Linked DNA regions of Homo sapiens: region 2 is linked to region 1. Evidence: chromatin contacts called from ENCODE Hi-C or POLR2A ChIA-PET data. All regions are on one chromosome and are shown on one strand. The core of a region is the stretch at or near the end of the contact, and the rest is flanking DNA. Distances in the headings are between cores, read along the strand shown. Region 1 overlaps CHN1 (chimerin 1). Region 2 holds the start of CHN1 (chimerin 1).

Region 1 (6,342 bases), core at 1,749-4,248:
GCCTGCAACTTACTTTGAAGTGCTTGGGGAGGGCATAATATAGAGAAGGGAGAACAAATAGGACAAAGTACTAACAATTAGTGAATTTAGATGAAAGAATACTGATTTCTTGTACTATTCTTTCAATGTTTTAGTAGGCTTGGATATTTTAAAAATTAAAAAAATCTAAGAAATGAAAATTTGGCTCTCAAACACACATGCAAAGAACCATTTCCCCCCAGTAGATGTCCCTTTTAGAGGAAGTACTTGCATTTATACTATAAATACATATTTTTAAATTGTTAGTTTAGCTTAATTATGATTGTGTCAGCTTTTTGCTACTGAGCAGTAGAGGAATAAAATAGTGAAGTTAATAATATGCAGTTGTTTGCCACCAGGGGTTTTCTTAGAAATTCTTATGCTTTCAGAAAATGTTACATTTAGCAGTAAAATACATACATTATTTTCCTTGTCTGTTAGGCAAGATTGCTACAACAGTTAACTCCAGTGGTCAGTGTAGCTTGTGTCGATTTGTTCTGTGTGTGTGTGTGTGTGTGTGTGTGTGTGTGTGTGTGTATTAATTATTTCTTATGGCCTGTTTGCAGAAAATCAGAACTTAAAGTTACAGGCATATATACTGAGAACTCAAGTTTTCTGAAATTATTTCATATATGTTATATGTGCATGAAGGAAACCAATCTCATGGTTGTGTGTTTATTAATGATATGAACAAAAGTATATGACTCTTACCTTTATTTTATTTACCTTTATTATTACCCTTATTTTTGAACATTTTATTGGTGCTGGGAAAACATTTACTACTAGCATATTTGCCTTGACTTTGAAGAGTAGGCCAATATTTAAAAATTTATGAGAAAACAATTTGATCTAATTGTCACTTGTGAACAGTAAAAATTCATTTTTTTGTTATATTATGGGAATTTGAAAAGTCTTATTAGAGATAAATAATTCTCTCTTGCAGACTGGTAAAAGCACATGAAAATGTTTTTTCATTGCTGTCATTTGTCTGTGCTTGATGTGGGTTTGAATCAGATAACTTTTTCATTTTCCAGTGACAATGACCTTTTGCTTTTCAATTCCTAGTATTCAGCATCCTTGCGGGCATTCCAACAGTGTTAGTGCAGTAAAGCATGCAGACGATATTTTCAACAAAATGCTTGTTCACAGCTGCGTGACATAAATCACTCAGTCTGCTTTTTGAATAACAAATAATATTGCTTATTAGAAATCCACATCAAGTCTGGAGTTAAAAGAAGACTCTATTTGAATATTTTAAAACAAACCGATTATCCACCTTTCCATTTTAGTAAACCTATTGGACTGTAACATTTCATATGTGAAGTATGTTTGGCATTGTCACGGTATTTTGAGTCCTGAAGTGGAAATGGGAAAAAAAGAAGTAATATTTTCTAAATAAGGGCATTTTGGAAAATTCTTTAAAGTATGATATCTTGAGACCTCTAGGTATTCTGTTTACATATGTTCATATAAGAGATACCTTGTAGTACTTTAATTCACATATTTCTTCATATAGCTTTCTAGTTACATCTATATTTCTTTCCCTGGAAATTTCCTTAATGTCAGATACTTCAGGAATAAAGGTAAAAGGTTTTTTGATGGTAATAATAATAACAATAACAATAGCTAATATTCATTTGTCCAATTGACGTGCCCTGGGTCAGACTCACAATTAGTAAGTGCTGGTAGAGACAGGTTTCCAGACTTCCAGGGCCCACACTTCTCACCGCTGTCCTGCACTGCCAAAGCTGGCAGCACAAAGTGGGGTGGGTCCACATCGTCAGTCCTGAAACTCACATCAACCTGGCTGAAAATGTGTAACTTCTCTTCCTCCTGAGCACCCAGAAGTGAAGTGCCCAGGCATCCTTCATCTTTTGCTTGCTTTTGCTGCTGCTTCTTCATCACTTTGTCTTCTCTTGTTTTGCTTGTGCATAGAAAATATCCCAGAACTTACTTTCAGTCATTAGCTTCCCTGGCCTTGAAGTATATTTTGTCACCTCCTGCCTAGGTTTCTGCCCTTCCTGAAAAAACCGTGTTTTGTGAATGGGCTTCCAGCAGCCTGAGTTGGTCTACTGATATCATCAGGAAGATTTACAGTGCTCTGTGGCATCTAAAACACTGAATAACTGTGCTTATTATGTATGTTTTCTGTTTCATGATCTGGCAAAATGTTGTCATGATAGTTCTGCATATCATATGTTGAAGCATGGGTTATAGTAGGAAGGAGGCATGCAGATTGCACAGTAGCCCATTCAACTGTGGAAGATACCAGAGAGCATAATCATTGTTATCCAGCATTCTCTTTCTAACTCTTAGACTTTTACTGTGATGACCCAGTGTGGAAGAATTTGTGGTTGAACAACTGAAGAGTTCAAGGCAAAAATAGTGTTAGGGTGATCCTGGGTCACTAGTAAAGCTATGAAAGCTTTAATTTTCTTTTTATATTTGATATAAAATGAGGATAGAACACTAGAAAAAGAGAATATCAGTGATTATATTAGGAACTTTTCAGGATCTCCCTCATTTAAAATTTGGAGAATATGTTTATTAGTTCACTTTTTCTGTGGATGCAGATATTATGCATACTAAGGGGTTATATTTTCTATTTCTGATCTTCCTTATGCATAGCTGAGTCAGAATTTGTTAAACATTCTCTCTGATAAGGTTATGTAGTATAATTCCTTACGTGATAACGCTTAGCCTTGGCACTGAATCAACCTGACTTTATGGCCACCCTCCCTCCCTCCTAATAGAGTGAGTGAGGAGGACAGTTCCAAGATCTCACTTTACTTTCTTTGCTCCAACTTCCATTGTCTGAATGCTGCATAGCTCAAACTACGACTACTGCTCTGCCACCCACTTCACCTTCTTTTTTTCTTCCCAATCCTAGATCACTCATTTATTAATCATCCCCAACAAAGTGATTCATAGACTAAATATTACAGGAAGTGTAAATTCCAAGATTTTAGAAAGTCTGTCTGCATATTCTAGCAGGAATGTTTAGCTTAGGGGAATTTGAAATTGGGTTAGGGATTACTGTTCTTGACCTTACAGGACTCCTTCTTGAGATGCAGACAGTAAGTGCCTGTCTTGTCACTAAGCTTATTGGAGTGATGAAGCATCAGGATATCACCCTGCCGTGGGTCAGAGAGAAGATATTTCTTGGACTTGATGGTTTGAGTGAGATGACAACTCTTTTTGGACACGGGAACCAGAGAACATCCTAAACATTTCATTGAAGGTTATACTCAAGCTTGAGCTACAAGGAAACCAGTAGCAGCAAGGAGAAGACTTTAATAGCATCGTGAATGAACCTGACCATAAGGGATACCAGCTTGTTGTCCTGGAAGCTGGGCTTGAAGCCAGATACCTCAGGGTTATTATTGTTCATTGTTTAGCCTAGTGATAGTTGTCGGGCCCTTGTGGACTGCACTTGAAGTATTTCCTCAGGCATCTGCATCTGCCTCTGAGAAGGTGACCTGGTCTTTCTCCTGCTCATATGAGCTTGCTTAGGTTATCTCCCTTCAATCCCCAATTCATTTGGCTTTGTATTTTGGCTTCTTCTTATTGCCTTGATAATTTTAGATGTAGTCACCTAGGATGACACTGTTTGCCTTGTTTCTAACTTAGCATTCCTTTATTATACTATCAATTTTGGTCAGGAGTATGAGATCTGGAGGCACATGATCTTGGTTCAAGGACTGGCTCTGCTCCTTGTGACTTTAAATAGGTGCCTTGATCCCTCTCAATTACTTGTTTTCTCATGCATAAAATGGTACTAGTAATAATACCTTATAACATTGTTTTGAGACATAAATAAGTATAAAAACATTTAACAAAAGACTGGCACATTGTAAGTGTTCAGTGCAACATAATTTACTATTGTGTTCTAGTTATTGTTTTAGGCCAGTGGTTTTCAAACTTTTAAATCTCAGGATCCATTTATATTCTACAACATTGAGAATCCTAAGGTGCATTTGTTATGTGGGTTATATGTGTTGCTATTTACTGAATTTGAAATTAAAATTGAGAAGTTTTTAAAAATTATCAATTAAAAAATAAACTCCTTACATGTTAACATAAATAACACATTTTATGAAAAATGACTTTTTTTTTAAGAGACGGAGTCACGCTCTGTCACCCAGGCTGGAGTGCAGTGGCACGATCTCGGCTCACTGCAAGCTCCGCCTCCCGGGTTCATGCCATTCTCCTGCCTCAGCCTCCCGAGTAGCTGGGACTACAGGCACCCACCACCATGCTCGGCTTATTTTTTGTATTTTTAGTAGAGACGGGGTTTCACCGTGTTAGCCAGGATGGTCTCAATCTCCTGACCTTGTGATCCACCCACCTCAGCCTCCCAAAGTGCTGGGATTACAGGCTTGAGCCACCACGCCCAGTCGAAAAATGACTATATTTTTAAATGTAGTAAGAAGAGTCATTCTTTTACATTTTTATAAACTCTTTAATGTCTGGCTTAGGAGAGAGCTAGATTCTCTATTTGCAGTCAGCTTTTGAAATATATTGTTTTGTTTGGGATATATGAAGAAAATCTGGCCTTATACAGATATATAGTTGGAAAAAAGGGCAGTGTTTTAATAATCTTTTCAAATAGTTATAGATATCTTTCTTTGATACTACACTAACACTTGACAAGTGGTAGTTTTTTAAAGGTCAATTGCAATGTAGACTTTGAAACCATATCAATGACATTTTTACTCTCGTACATTATGATCTCCTGTTCTATCTTGTATTTGACTGGATCTTTTGCCCACACATGATACTGTATTATCCTACGTTTGTCATTTCAAAAATATTCATTGATTTATGTAAATCTTGTGAATGTTAACACATTTCATTATGCAATATATCTTAGAATCATGTTCTTTAATATCACCATCGATCTCATGGGAAAAATCTTTAAATATTAACAAACTGTCAAGCTCATGGTGGTGGATACAAGTTTCCTTGAATTCTTATTTCCACTTGAAAGCTTGAATTTTTGTGACTGGCAGTAAATACAGTTAGTTATTTTTGTTGGAGTCGCAAGCTTACTTTGCTTATTCTGGAGTAAATACCTGTTAAATACCCAAGTCTGATTAGTCATAGTTTGTGAGTCCTTCTTTCAAGTGAAATGACTATTATGAAAATGGAGCTAGTTCAGCTCACAACCCCAATGACCTCAGATGTGCTTTTCTTCAAGACAACCATCATACTTGGTATACAACAACAGATGGTGCTTTATGCACACTTCTCACTTTTTTTTAACAGAATGACCAAAAGAAGTGTACTCAAGGATCAAAATTTAACAAAACCAATACTTTAAAACTGCTTCATCAAGGGCTTTCTTAGGTTAAACGATTTTTCTTTTTACTGTGAGTGTGTACTGGTGAAGTACAGTGACAGCCTAATTGCCACTGCTTTGTTTTACCCAGCATAGCTTTTGTACCACCAGTACAAATGTCAGTGTAGTGAAAAAGGCAAAATCCTTCTTAAGATTACTATTAAAATAGTTTGGGTTTTGTGGACCTCTCCTGAAAGGGTCTTAGTGACCCACAAGTGTTTACAGACCACACTGACAATTACTGTTCTAGGCAGTAAGAACACAGCAGTGTGACAACAGATGACAAAAAAATCCTGCCCTCATCGAGCTTACCTTCTGGTGTAGAGAGACAAACAACAATATAAAATTGATAAAATATGTAGTATTTTAGATAGCAAGAAGTACTAAGTAGAAAAAAAAAAGAGTATGAAGTGTCAGGGGGTTTTGAACTTTTTAAATGACAAGGAAGGCTTCACTAAGTCAAGAACTGAAGTAGGTGACGGAGCAAACTATAGAGACACCTGGGCAGGAAGATTCTAGACCGAAGAAACAGCTAGGTGGAAGTGTGTCTTATATGTCTGATGAATGGCAGAGGAACAAAGAGGCTGGAGAAGAGTGAGTGAGAGGAAGTGAAGTAGATGAACTCGGGGGCTTAGTGGGGACAGGTCACCCAAGGTCTTGTAGGTCAGTGTTTCTGAAAAATTGGTGTGCGTGCACATGACTTGGTCTTGTGAAAATGCAGATTCTGATTTGTAGTTGGGAGTTGGGTTCTGCACTTCTGCATTTCCAAGTTACCAGATGATGCCACTGTTGTGGTCTTCTTTAAATAGCAGTCTTTGTAGGCAGTTGTAAAGAGTTTGGCTTTTATTCTGAGAGACACAGGAAGTCATTGGAGAGAACGCAGCAGAAGAGTGGCATATTCTGATTTATGTTTTAACACGATCAGCTGTAAATATTAATAACAGTAGCAGGTCTGTAATCCCTTATCCAAAACCCTTGGGACA
Region 2 (6,342 bases), core at 1,192-3,691, 33 kb before region 1:
GAGGAAAAGGATCTTCACTTGAGTTTAAGCAGGGTATTTCACTAGGATTCAGTTGTATTTGGCCAAACTAGTGAGTGGAAAGCTGGTCTAGTAACCAAAGGCCGGCTGTATGATGGGAGGGTAAATCTGAGTGCAGGGCAGCTCCTTTCTCTCTGTCTCACTCCCAGGACAACCCCTCAAGGGATGGAGAGAGCTACTAGCAAGCTGAGCTGCAGCACCAAAACCTTGATGCTCTAACAGAGCTTAACAAAGAGGAGAGAAAGGCATTGTTTCTCTTTTAGCATGATGGGACACATAGTTCTGAGTAGAAGGGCATGTTAATAAAAACTCTTTGAGACAAAATGCAACTTCCCAAACTCTATGCAGAATGGCTAAGGACAAAATACTCTCGTTATTTTGCTTCTAATACTAAACAGATTTTTCTTTTGAAATTCAAACCATGCAACCTCTAAATTGATGCGGGATGTGGGTAGGGAAGGTGGTCGGTGAGAACACCAGAAATCTAAGATTTTCCCATTGGTTCTGCTACTAAATAGGTGAACACATTTGGGAAAATCTTTTTACGGGGAACTCAATTTTTTTACCTATAAATCATGGGAGTTTTGGTCTTTTCCTATTCAAAATTCAATGGTTCTATTCTGAAGGAAAATATTTTCCTTTAAATTATAAAGGCAAAAACTTTCTGAGATTACAAAAAACACTTCCAGGGGCTCACCTAAGGTCCCTGAATAGCCCATAATCCCCTTGAAATTATGTGAAAAATTTCCGGTGAATGTGTGTATGTATGCAAGCACTTTTCTAAGAGGAGGGACAGTATTTTCATTAGAGCCTCAAAAGGAAATTTGGTCCAAAAATGTTGAAGACCACTAGTTGAAACAGTAAATGGAGTCTTCGGTTTCTGATTTATTTGGCTGCAGAGCAGATTAGCAGCAATCTTTATATGGTTATAAAATCTATCCCACAAAGCTTTCTTGAGTTTCTCATTTATTTTCATGAGCTGTGTGTTTGTAATTTTTTATGAGCAGAAAGGTTGTTCAAAATCAAGAGTCCATTTTCATGAAAGATTTTAAATTCTGGGGATTTTAAAGATGTATTTTGATTAGTGGCTAAAGAGAGCCATTTTACATCACAAAATTCCAAACATATAGCATCTTAAACACTTGCCCATTCATGTTGAATCATTTTAATATTTCTTTCTTCCTGAGTTAACTGACTTGAAACAAAAGGCTTGGCTCCTCCTTCCAACCTGCTTTTCTTCTGATGCTTAAGTCTGCTTTGAAATAATGATGGTGAATTAACTGTGGTTCCATTGGAAGTACTGTAGTAATCTCCCACTTTATCAGGATTCGATCTCTAAGATACATTAAATACAAGATATTTCTATAATATTCTTAAAGAATTATTTGAAAATGGGAGAGAAGACACTAGGGAACCTGAGGAACTAAGAGGAAAGACGCCTGTAGAAAGAAAGGAGAACCAAAGAGAAGATCTACATGATCAGATACCAAAATAGTATCAAATCCCTAAGCAGAGAAACAAGAAAAAAGAAGGAATTTCTTAAACAGGGAACACATATAGCAACTAGAGAAGAATGACTTTTTGAATACATTAAACGACAACGACGAAAAACATATAACCCAGCTTTTCAAGAACATCTTTTGGCTGACAATCTCAAGGCGTTGTATGGCTCCTCATGGCAGAGACAGAGGTGAGGAGACAACATCACAGAAAGGAGGACGTTGCCAGTGATTATCAGATAAATACAAGAAGCTCAGGGGAACAATCTTTTGTGGCAAATAAGTGCCAGTCAGTGACACATGCTGATTTTTTTTTCCTTGAGACAATATCAAAGAGGTATAATGTAAAGGGAAGAAAATCAGGTGTAAGCATTGGTCTTTTAACAAATTATCTTAGGTAATCTCAGATGCTTTTTAAGCGACTCCTTTTCCTAATGTGTGTCAATTTCATCAGAACTACTAGCAGCTCCTAAGTCCAAACGGAGAGGAATGCAGCTTTCAGTGCCTCTGTTCCTACCAGAGCCCTGCAGCTTCAGGTCACCGGCTCCAGCCACAGTGAGCCTGGAGGGCGCCAGGAGAAGAAATATGTTCTCACACGCACCAGGTCCCCAGATGACCCTGCCTGGGCGCTGCGTTCACTCAGCATCCTCCTGTGACTCTTCCTCTTTCGAGTAACAGCGTTTTTCTCCTCTCTGCGCCTCCTCAAATTCCATTCAAGAAAAAACCTGGGCTTTCAGCTAAAACGCACACCGGCCCCGCTCCATCCCGCTCCGGGCGGCCGCCTCCAGGGGGGCGCTGGTGGCTCCTCGCAGCCGCGGGAATGAGGGCGCACCCTCTTACCCCCGCGCGCGCCCGTTGCCATGGGAACGCACTCGACCGGGAAGCCCGAGGGAGAGGCGGGAGGCAGCGGCGCGGCCGAGCTCGTGGGAGACGCTATCGCAAGATGGCGTCTGCGAGGCCGCGGGATGCGGAGTGAGCGCGCCCCGCCGGGGGCTGTGCGAGGCTGCTGCTGCTCTCCCCGTCGCCGCCGCCGCCGCCGCCAGTGCGGCGCCGCCTCTCCGCCAGCCACTGCGCCGCGGCCAAGCCTCCTGCCTCGCAGGTACCTCCTCCCGCGCGCACGCTCCGCGCCTGATGGCAGCGACAAGTGCCGGCTCGCGGAGAGCTAGCGGGGCTCCCTGGGCCCGGTGCGCCCGACAATAACGCGTGAATAACTTTTTCTTGCAGCGGTCCCCCGCGTCCCGGCCTGCAGCCTCCCCGGGCGCCGGCGCCCCCAGCACGCCCCATCGGGCACCCCACTCTCTCCGAGGTGTGGGTGCGGCGGGCTGATGAGGTGATCCCTAGCCCGCCTGGGAGGAGCGCCTGGACTCGCGGGCGGCGGCGAGCGCCTTTACAATGGCCCTGACCCTGTTTGGTAAGTGCAGCCGTCTCCCCGCGCCGCCGCAGGTGGGCCGCGTCCCGGGGCTCGGGGGCGGGGGCCTGGGGGGCCTGGGCGCCCGGGGAGGGGGCGCGGCGCGTGGGGTCGGGGCGGGCCGGGGCCGCAGAGTTGGGGCGCCCGGGGCGCCGGCTTGCTCCCTCGCGCCTCTCCCATTGTTTCCTCTCCCGGCAGGGCCGATGGGCGTGTGCTCCCCTGGCCAATTCTCGGCTGGGAGGCTCAGAGGTCCTGGGTGTTTTGCAAACGCACAAAGATTCTCTAAGATGCCAACTTGGGAGTGAAGTTAACTGGTTGTTTTCAAACCTGCCTTTCCCGTCGGTAAATAAATCCTTGGAAAGTTTATTTATTTTGAACGAGGTATCTGTGAGTCCCCAGCCTCCTTGGAATTGCCAAATGCATGTGTTGCTTCCTGTTGGACTATTGGGGAATTTTTTTTTTGGACTCAGTATATTCCGTTGGAAATAAGTATGATTTGTGAACTGAATATGGGTTAAAATTGAAAATGTTTGCACTAACGAATGAGAGCAGACAGAATAAAGTTGGTTACCAGAAGATAACTGTAATCTCAGGAGACTGAGTATTCATTAAGAATGAAATGTTATTTTTGTGGTGTAATTACTGCAGCACTGTTGCTTTTGGTGGTTAAGACTTCAAGCTGTTTTTTTCTCAGTCTGCAATGACAATGGGTTGGGAAAAAGGACTGAAAAGATACATTCTTTCCTTTTACAAAACGACTATGGTACATACGTACCTGACTTTAAGAAAACTCAATATGTGAACATTAGACGTTCAAAGTATTCAGCTTTTTTGAAGAAGCAAAGTACAATGATATGTAATTGATAGCTACGAGAACAGCCTAAGTAAGTTATTCACAATATCAAGTTTCCAGTTCAGTTTTAATTATGTCATTTGATCAAACACGTTAGAGGTGTTACATACCTCAAATGCTTTTTGAGGTAAATACTTCCCAGTGAATTAAGCTGCTAGAATCAAAGTGTTACTTTTATTTAACTATCTTATTTTATAAATTAAACTTAGACCCAGAGAGGTTGTTTCCCAAAGTCACATGGCTCTTTTGTGGCAAAACTGAGCCTAGAATTCACTTCACCAGGCTTCAGTCTGGGACTGTGTTTACTGTGCCCAAGTGCATTACTAGAAGTGCCATTTCTTACTTGGTGATGATCCTCCATAGGTACTTTAAAAAAGTGTCTTCTTTTTCTGAAAAATAATAAAATTCTCGCTGTTTCTCAGTACCTTGTATCTAAGCATTATTTAATAGCAGCATTTTCCTTAAATGTGGACCTTTTTGGTACAAACATTTTCTTTCCTAAAGAGATATTTGGCATTTTCAAGGTGTGGTTTCAGAAGTAAGGTTTACAAGTCAACTTTTCAAATACTCGCATTCCTGACGAATAAAAAAGATAAATTGGGGTGAAAAATGCTCTTTTAAAAGGATTTCTAAATTCTAAATCTTTAACCACTGTGGTGAAGATGAGGAAGGGAAAAGCATGGAATGTGGCCTATAGAAGAAAGTATAAGAAATCACTCCCAGCCTTCAAAATGAATAATGTATCTTTAAAATTTTAAAGTCTACTTATGGGAAAATAGAATTCACTTCCCAAAATCCAGTTTGTTACAGTGTGAACGTTTCTGTGTTATAAAACAAAGCACTCTTGAGTGCAGAGGCTATTTGTTAAGTAGTGATAGAGCAGCAGCTGTTTTTAAAAGTGGTTGTACACCACTCATCAGTCATCTGGGATGTCTATTAAAAATGTAGATTCTTTTGCCCAAAGACATGGGGGAAGGGGATTTTAAAGTGACTCCCTTTGTGATTCTTATGCTCACTCAAGTTTGAGAACTGTTGTATTCAAGATAAATGCTAGGAGATTGGGTCAAACTCGCCCAATACAAAATAGCTTTTTGTGTATGTTGAGAGATGTACCTAAGGGTTAGAAGAAATGGATTTTATTTTAGATTTTACTACCTTTAACTAGTTGGTCTTAGTCAGAAGTGCCTCATGTCCCTTCATATTTACTCTTAATGACCAACTTAGAACAGAAGAGCAATGGAGCAATAAAGTTCTGTGAGATGGTAGTGAAAAGAGTTAGAGGCAGGGACCTAACCAGATCAACAGGATTTGTCAGAGCTCAGCAGAGTTTATACCTGAGGCTCCCCAGAGTAACGACTGCCAGGGCCCTATCTTTTGTATCTTGGTTGATTAGTTAGTGCAGTCCAGCAGTAGAGTCTAGACTAGTTATTTGCTTTGTGTTTTACATTTTCTTTCCATTCAGGCTTTTTATAAATTTAAGAAATGTTCTTTTTATAGGGAGTTGGTGACTTAGTTTTAAAAAGTGGAGCCTCTAACATTACCTGATTTTGTATTTGCATACATTTAATTTTTTTCACCTGTTAAGTATATTATAGGAACTCGAATACTTGTTAAATTAAGCTGAATAGTTAAGACTGTTTTATCTCTCATCCTCACTGTTAATCACCTTTGCTGCTTAACATATTTTTAATGCATATTAGTTTTATTTTGGGATAGAAGAACCAGACCCCAATCTTGAAAGATTTTACAGTCTCATTTGGGAATTGAAAATGTGCATTTTTGAAAGCTTAAGAATTTGCACCCGTTTTTCTTCTCCTTTCAAATGAACTCACATCTCATTATCAGCTTCGATATAGTTTTTAAATCCCCCAATTTCAAAAATTATCCAAATGTATTACAGACTCTGCTCGCTCACCTTGCTCATTTTTTCAGCAAACATCTGTCACAGCGTACAAGAGACATGGTCCTCTAGTGGCACTTCAGAGTCTTTTCTAGAACTATAGCGAATGCACCTAATTCACTAATTACCTAATTCCGTATAGTGAGTGGCACTTAACTATTAACTAATTCCGTATAGGCTTTGTGAGAACTTCCTTAGTAGAGAGCACATGTTTTCTAGTAATTACTGGGATAAAAGGAAAGTCTCAGATCCTTGAATATGGGAATTTGTGGCTGGTGTACCTGACAAAATGTCCTGATTGGCCACACCAATAGAGCCTTAGTTGGCAGAGCTGGGTGAATAAGCATTCTGCCAGCTCTTGCCTTGGCAGGAATCTCTGTCATTTATAGCTTAATGGGGCTGTGGTTTATAGCCCAGACCAACTGATGCGATTGGGAACTCAGTTACCGTCGGCTGGGCTGGCTGAACCTTGAATAATGGTCCTCTATCTGGGTAGAGTCACCTCTGGCGTTGCTGCTCACCCTCCTTGCCCCTTATTCTTGTTACCATTTAGTCACCATCTTACTACCATAGATCACTTCTAATAATGCTTATGATTTTGCTATAATTTTGTACCATCTTTCCTCAGACCCTTCTGCCATGGAAACCTTTTCATTATCTCACT

What was found. Hi-C counts contacts between places; a loop is a spot of excess contacts on that map. ChIA-PET counts read pairs that join two places held with the same protein, here RNA polymerase II (POLR2A). Pooled maps may share reads with other maps.
Region 2: POLR2A ChIA-PET joins it to region 1 with 14 read pairs in Panc1. The contact joins the promoter of CHN1 here to the enhancer-like site in region 1. A Hi-C loop is called at or near these places in 1 of 168 maps with a recorded cell type or tissue (endothelial cell of umbilical vein) and 1 of 50 pooled maps. POLR2A ChIA-PET finds 5 or more read pairs at or near these places in 8 of 52 experiments (BJ, Caco-2, H1 and 5 more).

Annotation. Positions count from the first base shown.
Region 1 is chr2:174,969,112-174,975,453 of GRCh38, reverse strand. All of the region lies in intron 1 of CHN1 (chimerin 1), which reads left to right. Among named protein-coding and RNA genes, the nearest start is that of CHN1, 33 kb to the left of the region's middle. Within about 2 kb of position 2,998, at least 5 of the 41 ENCODE cell types and tissues checked have a DNase peak (open chromatin) inside an H3K27ac peak, as active enhancers do; they include PC-3 and endothelial cell of umbilical vein, where a contact is called at or near this core.
Region 2 is chr2:175,001,480-175,007,821 of GRCh38, reverse strand. It overlaps CHN1 (chimerin 1), which reads left to right and starts at 2,441. Exons shown (of 13, transcript NM_001822.7): 1 at 2,441-2,928. The coding sequence starts at 2,910. RefSeq lists a silencer at 2,681-2,740 and an enhancer at 2,725-3,271.